Regions from separate parts of the Homo sapiens genome. Here region 2 is linked to region 1. The links are chromatin contacts, found by Hi-C or POLR2A ChIA-PET in ENCODE. All regions are on one chromosome and are shown on one strand. Each heading gives the region's core, a stretch centred on a gene start or an enhancer-like site at or near the end of the contact. The rest is flanking DNA. Distances are from core to core; before and after follow the strand shown.

Evidence for each region. A loop is a pair of places that touch in the nucleus more often than their neighbours do. ChIA-PET counts read pairs that join two places held with the same protein, here RNA polymerase II (POLR2A). Pooled maps may share reads with other maps.
Region 2: a pooled map shows a loop between it and region 1 (2.2-fold over the local background). The contact joins two enhancer-like sites. A Hi-C loop is called at or near these places in 2 of 168 maps with a recorded cell type or tissue (B cell and IMR-90) and 10 of 50 pooled maps. POLR2A ChIA-PET finds 5 or more read pairs at or near these places in 1 of 52 experiments (activated naive CD4-positive, alpha-beta T cell).

What each region holds. Positions count from the first base shown.
Region 1 is chr3:10,434,395-10,440,290 of GRCh38, reverse strand. All of the region lies in intron 2 of ATP2B2 (ATPase plasma membrane Ca2+ transporting 2), which reads left to right. Among named protein-coding and RNA genes, the nearest start is that of MIR885, 43 kb to the right of the region's middle. Within about 2 kb of position 2,855, at least 6 of the 41 ENCODE cell types and tissues checked have a DNase peak (open chromatin) inside an H3K27ac peak, as active enhancers do.
Region 2 is chr3:10,356,277-10,362,172 of GRCh38, reverse strand. It overlaps ATP2B2 (ATPase plasma membrane Ca2+ transporting 2), which reads left to right. Exons shown (of 23, transcript NM_001001331.4): 13 at 2,050-2,291; 14 at 3,248-3,482. Among named protein-coding and RNA genes, the nearest start is that of MIR378B, 29 kb to the right of the region's middle. Within about 2 kb of position 4,417, at least 2 of the 41 ENCODE cell types and tissues checked have a DNase peak (open chromatin) inside an H3K27ac peak, as active enhancers do.

The DNA of each region.
Region 1 (5,896 bases), core at 1,606-4,105:
CTGAATGCAGGGAAACCGAAGGTTGGGGAAATGGTTCTCACACTGGGTTCCCCAGTGCCTTGAGGTTCCACAGAAGTGCCCTACAGGACAAGGGGATGCTGAATGGATGGGACTCTGGGGCTTCTCACCCACCACCATGAACCAGAGACAGAGACACTCCTTTTTTTTTTTTTTTTTTTTTTTTTTTTTTAGATAGAGTCTCACTCTGTTGCCCAGGCTGGAGTGCGGTGGCACGATCACAGGTCACTGCAGCCTCGACCTCCTGGGCTCAGTGATCCTCCCACCTCAGCTTCCCAAGTAGCTGGGACTACAGGCATGTGCCACCATGCCCAGGTAATTTTTTTTTTTGTAGAAACAGGGTTTCAAAAATTAGCCGGGTGTGGTGGTACACGCTTGTAATCCCAGCTATTCAGGAGGCTAGGCACAAGAATCACTTGAACCCGGGAGGCAAAGATTGCAGTGAACCAAGCTGGTCTTGAACTCCTGGCCTTAAGCGAACCTCCTGCCTCAGCCTTCCAAAGTGCTGGGATTACAGGCATGAGCCACTGTGCCCGGCCTGATACTCCTTTTTAAATGCTTTGAAGACTTTGGTTTTTTAACAAAGTGTTGAAAAAAAGAAAAAAAAATTGAAAACCTCTGATACTGGAGAAAAATGCTAAACTAGAGTATCCAAAAGCCTGGGTTGGGGCACAGATCACATAAGTTCTTAATGCATCATTTGTTAAATCTGTGAAATGGAGCAGACACTGTCTGGCTTCCAGGGGCCACACTGACTGTGGATTAAATGAGAGAACACACAATGTGCCTGGCCCAGGGGTCTTAGGCGAAGTTGGTCTTTGCGGGGGCCCCAAGGGGATGCATGTGACTGTGCAGGAAAAGGGTGCTCAGTCCACCCATGCTGGGCAGGGGCGGAGACCAGCCTGACTTTGGCCCTTATCGACTGAGACCCTCTCCAAGCTCCCTCCACCCTGTTCCATGCCTCAGCCTCCCCATCTGGAAAATAAAGAAGGTTGGTCTAGTAGTCTCTGAGGCTTGTCCAGGCTCAGACATTCTACTACTGTGAAACTGTCTGCCTTGATGCCCCCATTCTGTAGACATCAGATGGGTCAAAGGGTGGCTGACTCACAGCCAGACTCCAGGCCTCTCTTCACTTGAAAATTCGTGACCTCAAAACCTTGGCCCATCAGTGCCCAGGCCAGGGCAGTGCCCTTGGCCCTTGGCCCTTTGCCCCAGGCCTTGGCCCAGCAGTCCTTTTCTACCAAGCAGCTTCAGGGCCCTCCCACGCTGGCTCCCAAAGGTCGGGTTTAGCGGGGGACCAGAATTTGGGCATCCCTGGCAACAGTTCTCTAGCTCCCAGAAGCCCAGGGGCCTAGACCCCAGTTTCCAATTACTTCTCCTCCCTGGGTCTCAGTTTCCTCATCTGTCACACGGGCCTAAGGGGTGAGAAATGTTGCTGTATAACTGCAGGCGGGCCGTCTCGAATGCTAGTAGGACCTGAGTCATCCACCCAGCCTGGGTCCCACAAACGCCTCGAGTTCAGCTGGAGAGATCCTCTGCCTCCAGGCCTGCCTGTCATCCGAGAGGCCCAGACAGGGCGGGTAAGTTATTTATACAGGCCCTCCTCACCCCACAACGATTATCTTACTCCTCCTGGTGCAATCCAGGCCCCTGCTGTGGTTTCAGACCCAGAGTTATTTATAGTCAGTGGAAATTAGTGCCTCAGCCGATGGCTCCCTAGGACCCACCTGCCCTAGCCTCCACCCCAAAGGGAGAGAGCAGGCAGCAGGCAAAGAAGATGTCAGAGGTCGGAGGAGAGTGTCACATGCAGGTACAGTGTGATGAGAGTATCTGACACTGGATTGGCAGGCAGTTGGACAGAGCAGTCGCCAGGAAGTAGGACGAAGGAGAAACGGCCCACACTGAGGAGGGCAGGCTGTTGGGTGAGCCCTTGGGAAAGCTCTGCTGGAAAGAACAGCAGAATGGAGTGTTCCCTGGGGCCTCCCCCTTCAGCACACCCCAGCTCAGTGGGGTCAGAGCAGCTGGAATAGGAGCCTGAGAGACTCATGGACCCATGAGACAACAGGTCTGGAAGGGCCTTCAAGGACCATCTGATTCAGTAATCCCAGGGTGCACATGGGGAGACTGAGACCCAGGAGAGAAGGGACTTGCCCAGCACACAGTGGGTATGGGCCAGGGGGCAGAGACACCCGCCACCCCCCTCCCTGCTCTCCCCTGCAACCTCCTGGCTCCCTGCAGAGCCTCAGCTCAGCCACGCCATCCAAAGACCACAGACTGAGTGGCTTAAATGACAGAAATTCATTCTCTCACAGTTCTGGAGGCTTGTAGATGGCCATCTTCTCCCAGTGTCTGTTCACATTATCTTCCCACTATGCATATCTGTCTCTCTGCCCAAATTTCCTCTTTGTATACGGGTGTCAATCATAGCATGGATTAGGCCCACCCTAATGGCCTCATCTTAATTTAGTATCTGCAGTGTCCCTATCTCTACAATGACTCTATCTCCAAATACCACCACAATTTTAAGGTACTGAGGGTTAGGACTTCAACATATGGATTTGGGGGAGCATGATTCAGCCCAGAACACTCTGACATGGGAAAACCACTTCAGTCCTCAGAACTGAAGCTTTCGCTTCTGTAAAGTGGGGACATGAACAGGACAGCAAGCGGACTGTAATGAGGGACACGCTCACTGCTGTACTGATGTGTCTGTCCCCCAAGCCCGATGCTCAGTGGGCGTTAAGAAGTGGGCGTTAGGAAGTGGCAGTGTGGTGAGAGAGTTAAGAGGCAGACATCCTGGGTCTGAACCCCAGCTTTGCCACCCACTAGCTATGTTGTGCTGAGGAAATGACATCACCTCTCAGAATCTGTTTACTCAGTCTGTGAAATCATTCTTATTCCTGGGCTGTGAGAAGTAATAAATGAGCTGATGTGAGTCAACACACTTAGCACTGCCCAGGAAACCCCTGGAAGTGGAGACCATCATCATTATTATTATTACTATTACTATTATCATTATCATCATCATCATTATATAGGTTAAGAAGCTGAGGCCCAGAGAGGGAGGCATCTTGCGCAGCCTCACACAGCCATCTGGCACAAAACTAAATGAGAACTCAGGTCTCCCAATCCACAGTCCCAGATTTTTCAACCACGTCTCTATGTGACACTAAAGGGGAAAAGAAGACAAGTAATTCCTAAGTGCCCCACATTAGGAAAGTAACTAAGTACCTTTTAGCTTCTCCACGTGCCTTTGGGACATTATGGAAAAAGATTGTTACAGAGAATGCAAAGCCACGTGGATGAGGCTCAAGAAATAATGTGATGTTGAAAAAGTGGGTTTAGCATCGTATGTCCTGACAATGGCAACACCTCCACGAAGACAGATGCAAGGGGAAAGGGGCTGGCAGGAAACATCTAGAATGTACCCCATGTTGTGGCTGAAGGGTGAGACTGGGGTGATGGTTCTTTCCTCAGCCTGTTTCTGCCTGTGTGCCGATGTCGCTCCACTAAGGCACGTCGGTCGTAAACAACAGAAGCTGACTGGGCAGCATAGTGGAGGCAAGAGGGCAGCTTAGGAGTGGGCTCTCCAAGTTGGAGCAAAGGCTGGAAAACCCAGCTCAATTTTCCAGAAGGAAACGGGGACATGCAGGGATCAGTGGCACGACTCACTAAGTAAATGTCCCTTTGGGGAACTGCAGGTTGGGAAAAATCCACTACAAAAGCTTCTTTTGGTCCTTGTATAGCTCAGGATTCCAAAGCAGCCTGTGCTGGTGAATGTTAACCCCAGCTCTCTAGTTGCGAGGGAATCCTCTTTTGCAGTGGGTGCTGATTTCCTTGGTGTAAATACCACCACGTTACCCACGTGACATCATTAAACACAGAGTTGGGACGAGAGGCGCAGCCGCACACCATTATACGGTATTTCTACCATGCAGATACAATAGACTGTCTACTAGAGAGAATAGATAATAGTGAAATGTAGTAAAATAATTAGGAGGTGATAAGTTTGGGGTATTTGTTGCCTTTTAAAATATAATTTATATAATTGTAGGTTTATATAATTGATTTCTAATGATGGCTATAATTAACAACCAGCTCACAAAATACCTGAAATTTTAGCCATCAGCTCTCACAAGCAAGTGTGAGCTGGCACCAGCAAATCACTGATTCTACGTCCCAGGAGACAGCATCCCTGGGAGGTGATTGGCCTAGCTTGATCACATGCCCACGCTTAGGCCAGGAAGGTGGGGACACTTTGACTGATCGTCACCAAGACTCTTCCCAGTTGGGGAGACCAAATCCCCTAAAGGAAAGCAGAATGCCACTGGACAGCCAAAACTCAACACAGGCCTTTGCTTCTCTTCTTGATAATTTCTTTAAGCTGTAGTTTTTTCTTTTATAATATCTTTTTTATTTCTTTTTTAAATTCATAGTGCTTGAAGTCCCAGAGTCTTTTAAAAAGGCTCCAGGGCTCAATTCTGAGAACAGTGAACTGAAGGACCCAGCCAGGAGAGGTACGGAGGCTCAGAGCAGCCATACCCACCTCTACCTCCTCACTTCCCAACCCCTCCCACCTTCTCCAGAGTGTAAGTAAATGAGCTAAACCTCCTGCCCACCTGTCACCCTGCCTGAAAGTCCACCTTTACAAGTCCCCCAAAAGAACATAGGCAGCCCAAGTTGAGAAGTATCTTAGGGCAGAGTCTTCACAAATACCCGTAAGGCAGATGAGGGTGAATGGGAGCCTCAGAGGTCTGGAGTGGCCCAGATACTGGAGAAGTGCTCTTGAAGGCTTAGGCCTCACCTCAAAATGGGGACAGGGTGGTCATCCTAAGCCTAGTGAATTCATGATTGACTGCGAGGCCTGTGGACCCTCCAGGAAGATGTAGGAGCTCAGGTGGCCAGGGTGAAGAACCATACCACCCCCTCAATGAGAACCTCAGACCCCCCTGCTTCCTCCTTATTTGGGACCACCTGGTGGCCAGCAGAAGACCAGGGGATCTGATTTAGGATGGGAGCCGGAGGGAAAGTGCTGCCCCATGCTCCGGTAATGGTCCGGTTGGGGGGTGACCACCTTGTGTCAACAGCTCAGGCCCTGACGTGGGAGATGCCACTCCTACCCCCATTTTGCATGTGAGGAAACCGAGGCACAGAGGGGTTGACGGACTCGCCCACGTCGCACAGCTGTGAAAGGCAGGCCTGGATGAGACCAGACCTTGTGCTCTTAACCATTTGTCAAAGGGAATGAAGGGTCATTCCTAGAACTCTCTTCCCCCATAGAGGGCACAGGATGCTGGCTCAGAAGCCTGAAAGTTTTCAGTTGCTCCAAACCACACTGGGGCTCAGGCCCAAATATGAGGAAGAGGGGCCAGGGGAGGGGCCAGGAAGATACCTGATCTGCCAATGGGGCAACTGAGAATTTGACCCCAATTTCCAGGCCTCACTCATCTGCCTCCTTCTGGCCAGTGACATCCTCAAGGGCACCTCGGCCTGGGCCTCATGGGCTATAAGTAGATAAATCAAAAGTCCCAGACCCAGGGGTTGGAGGCTGTCAGCCCTGGAGCTACTTGACAGGGCCTGGCCATGGGGCACCATGAGACTGGGAGTCCAGCATTGGCTCCTCTGCTCACTCACTGTGTGGCCTCAGGTGAATCATTTTCCCTCTCTGAGCCTCAGTTTCTTCATCTGAAAAAGGGGTCCAGATATGCCTACCTACAAGGTTGTTAGGAAAATTAAATGAGAATAATGTATTACAAGCCCCTCCCTTTTTTCTTCCTCTCCCATTTATGGCCAGAGTAAACTTAAATACAAGTCAGGTTGTGCCACCACCTGCTGAAAACCCTGTGGCTCCCACTGCTCTCAGAATGAAATCAAAACT
Region 2 (5,896 bases), core at 3,168-5,667, 80 kb after region 1:
GTACTTCAGGGGGACACAGGCGTGTTCATAGCTATTTCGTCTTCAGAATCTCTCTAGAGTTTGGGTTTATCTCTGTTGTCTTTCAGCACCCCTGAAGCCAGCTCCACCTGAGTCACCTGTCTCAATGTTATTAAGTGGCATGAGTGGGTGTGTGCATTGGGGTTGGGGGGTGCACATGGGAGCCACCTGCAAATCTGCACTTTCACAGCCTCCTGTGAATCCAACATCAGTGCCCATATGGAGGCATCTCGTCCTTACCATTAACCAGTCTCCCCCACCACTCTGGTCTGCATTAAGCCATCTAGCAAACAGTTAATAAGCACCTGCTGTGTGCTGGGCTTTGCACTGACCCTGAGAACCCAGAGAGGAATAGAATTCAGCTTGTTTACACAGGGGAAGAAAGACCCACATGGCAGTTTTCAAAAACAAGGAGATATTTGAGCTGGTCCTTAAAGGACAAGAGGAAGTTTGCCTGGCAGGGAAGGGAGAGGGACCCACCTGGGAGGAGCAGCAGAGGTGAAGGCACAGAGGCATGAAACAGCCCGTGTTCGGGCAGCCATGTGAGGAAGTGACAGGTGCTGGGGAGATGCAGCTGGTGTTCTGGGAGTCTCCAGGACAGGAGCTAATGGTGTTCACACGGCCCTGCGGCGGGCACAGGGCCAGCATGAAGCAGGTGCCAAAGACTGTGTGTCTAATGTGTGAAGGGGAGAAGGAAATAAGGGAGGCACTCAGGGAAGGGATAAGTCTTTGCAGCATATTCATATCATGGCATCTATAGAGCAGTTAAAAAGGAACACACTAGAGCCATAAACATGAATGAATCTCAGAAACAGTGTTACAACCGGGCGCAGTTACAGCCGGGCATGGTGGCTTACACCTGTAATCCCAGCACTGTGGGAGGCCAAGGCAGGTGGATTACTTGAGGTCAGGAGTCTCATTAGGTTAAACTGCATGAACTTGCCCATATTTGACCATTTTTGACATTCAAAAATAGCAGTTTCCATTGGTTCAACCTAATTGAACTCATGAGGGACAGTCTGTCTGTCCCATGAAATACCACTCAGCAATCAAAAGGAACAGATTATCAGCACGTACAGCAGCTTGCTTGGATCTCAGGGGGATTCTGCTGAGCAAAGAAGCCAAGCTCCGAAAGTTACAGACTGTATGATTCCATTTATATAACAGGCTGGAAATGATGAAAGCTTGGAAACGGGGAACAGATTAGTGGTTGCCATGGCCAGGGAGTCGGGGGAAGAGAGAGGTGACCATAGCTTTAAAAAAAGGGTAGTACAAGGACCCTTGTGATGAACTGTCCTGAATCTTGACAGTGGTGGTGGCCACATTAACTCACATGTGGTGCCATTGCATAGAAAATACACACGCACACCCACACACAAGCTCATGTAAAGCCGGTGAACTCTCCACAAGTTCGGCTTCCTTGCGTCAGCATCTCCATCTCAGTTGTGGTACTTGTGTTAATACTATGGTGATGACATTGGGGGAAACTGGATGAAGGGTATACGGCATCTCTGTATTGTTTCTTATTGCATGTGAATTACAATTATCTCGGAATTAACAGTTAAATACACACATGGTAATGATTAATGCTAAATTTAAGACAGAAGTTGTTTCTGGGACAAGGAGTGAATTATGCAGATGGGGAGAGGTTTGCGGAGGGGATTCAACTTTATCTGTAATGTTTTACTTCTTAAAATAGAAAAATCTGAGGCAAGTACGGCATAATGTTAAGATGCTACAAAGCTGGATGATAGGCACGTAACTTTGTTACATCATTCTCTTTTTCATGTTTGAAATAATTCATAATTTTTTTAAAAGCTAATCTTGCTTCACTCCTTTCACCCGGAGTCAGGACTGGACCTGGGATGCAGAGCCCTGAGGGTGCAGGGGATGGGCCAAGGGCTCCCTGAGGGCTCAGCCCCCAGCCCAGAGACCACCTAAGTGGCAGTCCCAGAGCCTCAGTGGCAGCCAGGGCAGAGGCTCCCGACACAGGCCCCACCAGGTGCCAGCCGCTCCTTCCTCTCTCTGCAGCCCCCAGAGAAGGAGGGCGCCCTGCCTCGGCAGGTGGGCAACAAGACGGAGTGCGGCCTGCTGGGCTTCGTGCTGGACCTGAAGCAGGACTACGAGCCCGTGCGCAGCCAGATGCCAGAGGAGAAGTTGTACAAAGTGTACACCTTCAACTCCGTGCGCAAGTCCATGAGCACTGTCATCAAGCTGCCCGACGAGAGCTTCCGCATGTACAGCAAGGGGGCTTCTGAGATCGTGCTCAAGAAGTAAGCGCTGGGCAGGGCACCGGGGCTGAGGGCTGTGCCCTGGTGCAGGGAGCTGGGGATGTCAGGGTCATATAGCACTGGCCGCCATCCAGGCCAGGCTCAGCAGCCTGCCCGGCTGGAGTGGCCGTCTAGCACCCAGAGCCACAGAGGGCCCTGCCCAAGGTCACCCAGCAAGACTCATCTTCACTTGCATGCCCCTTGGCCACTGTGTTTTCCACTATATCCTCTTAAACATTTCTATAGCCAGAGTCCTCCCCCTTCTCCTCCCTAAGCCGCTGGTTCATCAGGAAGTTCTACTCATTGTCACACTTAGATCTCTCTTATTTCATTTCCTTTAGCGTAGAGTTGGTTGATGGTAGCTATTTTCATTATTAGCCACACTCCTCTGACTCCAGAGGAGTGCTGGAAATAAGCCTGGTGAACTAAGCAAATCCCTTCCCCTCTCTGGCCTCAGTTTCCCCACTTGTACATTGAGGCAATTAGTCTAGCCCCCAGTGGTTCTCAGCCCTGGGTACACATTGGAATCACTCTGAGGAGTGTTTAAAAAAACATTGATTCCTGGATTCACCCCAGACAAATTGAACTGGAACCTCTGGGGCAAGGCTCGCACGTGGGTATTTATTAAAGGCTCCTCCAAGCAATTCTAATGTGCAGGCAGGGTCAAGAACTACTAGCCTGAGTTTTATGTGCTTTGTAAACCATTTCAGCTGTGGGAGTGTTATTTCAGATGAATCTTGTGAGTATATAATACATCAAAGTGGGGCTCCGCTTGCTGAGTGGCCTGGGCAAAAATTGCAGGACGAATGCTTGATTTCACCCTGCCTGGGGGATGAACTAGATGGGCACTGGATGACCAGCCACAGCTAGCTGGGCATCACGAGGGTGGGGAGGTGGTCTCTAAGCCTTTCAGAAGGAGCATTCCCTGGGCTCCCCATCTCCCTTCCATCCTCCCCTAGGTGCTGCAAAATCCTCAATGGGGCGGGAGAGCCTCGTGTCTTCCGGCCCCGCGACCGGGACGAGATGGTAAAGAAGGTGATTGAGCCCATGGCTTGCGATGGGCTCCGCACTATCTGCGTGGCCTACCGCGACTTCCCCAGCAGCCCGGAGCCGGACTGGGACAATGAGAATGACATCCTCAACGAACTCACCTGCATCTGCGTGGTGGGCATCGAGGACCCGGTGCGGCCAGAGGTAGGCCCCAGGGCCAGCGAGCTCAGGGAAAGGGGATGAGGCTGGGAGGCCAGCCACCAGGGTGACCTGGAGTAAGTCACTTCACCTCTTTGAGTCTCAGTTTCCACATAATGCCCATGGGGATTTCCTTCCTTGATCCTCATAAGAGGATTGCCCATGAGAAACAGTGTAGACCACATGTGGCATGGGTCGGCCCAGAAGGACACAGAACCCACAGGTTGCCAGCAGGTATTGCTCTGCCATGGGGGCAGTCCTCGAGCTGTCCAGCCAGCCACCATGAGCTCTTCCCTCTGGTCCCCCAAGGGACAGGTGTAGGGGCTGCCCTGCCTTAGAAACCTCTTGCCCTGCAGGAGCCAGGATCTCCTGTAACAAATCCACAAACATGGATTCCAGGGTCCCTACAAAGGACACACCCAATAGCAAGGGCATTGCACTCAGGAGAACCCGAAGTGTGGTGTCCCTGTCAGTATTTATAGTTCTCCCAGTGCAGATGCAGTTTACCAGCCAGTTTACCCCAGCAAGCTGGCCTAGGAACACAGCTGAGAGTCTACTTTTATCAGATTCCCAGGGGAACAGAGCTAGAAAGTTAAGGTCACATTCTCCAGCAGAAGGGAAGGGGGCTGACAGCACCCACTTCACAAGGATCAAGGGAGGCGATGCCTATCAGTACACCTAGTGGGGTGCTCAGCACACAGTAGGTCTTCATTCTCCTTTAGCTGAATCTGCACCTGAAGGGGGAAGACCAAGAACTCAGTGCTGGAGCTGCCGGGGTCAGGGGAGGATGGGATGTGTGTGGTCTGTGGTGCTTCCCAGGCTGAAGAAAGGCTGTGGGGAACAGAGGAAGCTGTCCTGAATCTCCAAAACGGTGCATGGCAGGCGGAGTGAGTCAGCTCACACTGTGAGGCCCCAGGGGAGCACCATGGGCATGAGGCAGCGTGCAGGAGGGGCTGGCTTCCACTTCCTCCCAGGACTCACTCAGCTGCTAGGTCCAGACCGGATGCCCTGGCCAGGCCCTGGCTGGGTCCAGATTGGCCTTGGCTGTAAGATTTGGTGCTGATGCTTTGAGGGCCCACCTCCTCCACTCCTTAATGGACCTACCCTGACACTGTTCTCTGGGGGTCTCTGGCCATTTGCTACTCCTCTCTGAGCCTCAGTTTCCCTCTCTTTAAGGTAAAAGGGATAGACAAGATGACCTCCAAGTTCCTGGCCCTGATGTTATAAGATTCTGCATTCCAAAGAAAAATGAAACTAGGAGGTCACAGGCATTTCACATTTTAGGCAGCAGGGAGAGGGTTCAAAGTGTGAGCTCAGACATCAGACAGATCTGTGATCCTGAGTGCCGGCACAGCTGGCTGTGTGACGTTGAACCAGTTACATAACCTCTCTGAGCCTCATCTGCATACTGGGGATAATAATAGTATCACACACACCCCCTCTGGGATATCATGAAGGCTCAGATCATGCATCTACGAGCAACAAGCAGAGTATCTGGTACAAGATAGGCGGCCTACATACGTGGGTCCCCTTCCTTCATGCCCTCTTCAGTAGATTTCATTACCCTAGATCCAGGGACACGTAACAGCCCTAGACATACAGCCTAGCCTGCCAAAGGTGTTCAATGAGTGTTTGCGGAATGAATGAATAAGAATGAATGGGACTGGAACCCCAATCTTCCACACCATGCCTAGTGCTCCTCTCTCTCTCTCTCTCTCTCTCTCTCTCTCTCATACACACACACCCTCCTTGGGGGTGTCATTGTGGCTTCCTCACTCCTATCAAGATCCTAAAACAGCAAAGACAATTAATGCCCCTGGAGCTTGGCAGTGGAGCCCACACGTGCTTTCCTGCAAACCTCTCTCTCCATGGACAGACAGGCCGTTTATCAGCCTCCCTGTGGGACACCTGCTCATTACCAGCCACTAATGGGTTCAGGCCTCACTGTGATGTGTTATCTCGTTACTGAAAACTCTTCATCCTTGCACAGCACTTGAGGCTGGCCTGCCTACACCCTGTGGCTCCCCTGTCCTTCCCAACCCCACAGCCTCCCCCTTCCCGGGCCCTCCCAGAGCTCCTGGCTCACCACCCTGCCTTGGAAACATCCCTTAGGTGAATGGAAGACACAGGCAGGCCCAAACTGTTATTTGACCATGACGCACAATAAGAAATGTATTTTATGTCATGACTCAGTAAACACACACATTTCACCAAAGCAAGAATTTCACAAAATAATGGGATGCACTTACCTATTTTCTGTTCTTCTATTTCTTTGTTTCTTTTTTAAAATGTTGGTCACCACCCACTAAACAAATTTCACGTCACTAACAGGGCATGACTTGAGGTTTGAGTGACTGATCTAGTCCAAACACCTTCCCGCACAAACCCCAATTTCCAGAAGAAAACACCGAAGCCCAAAG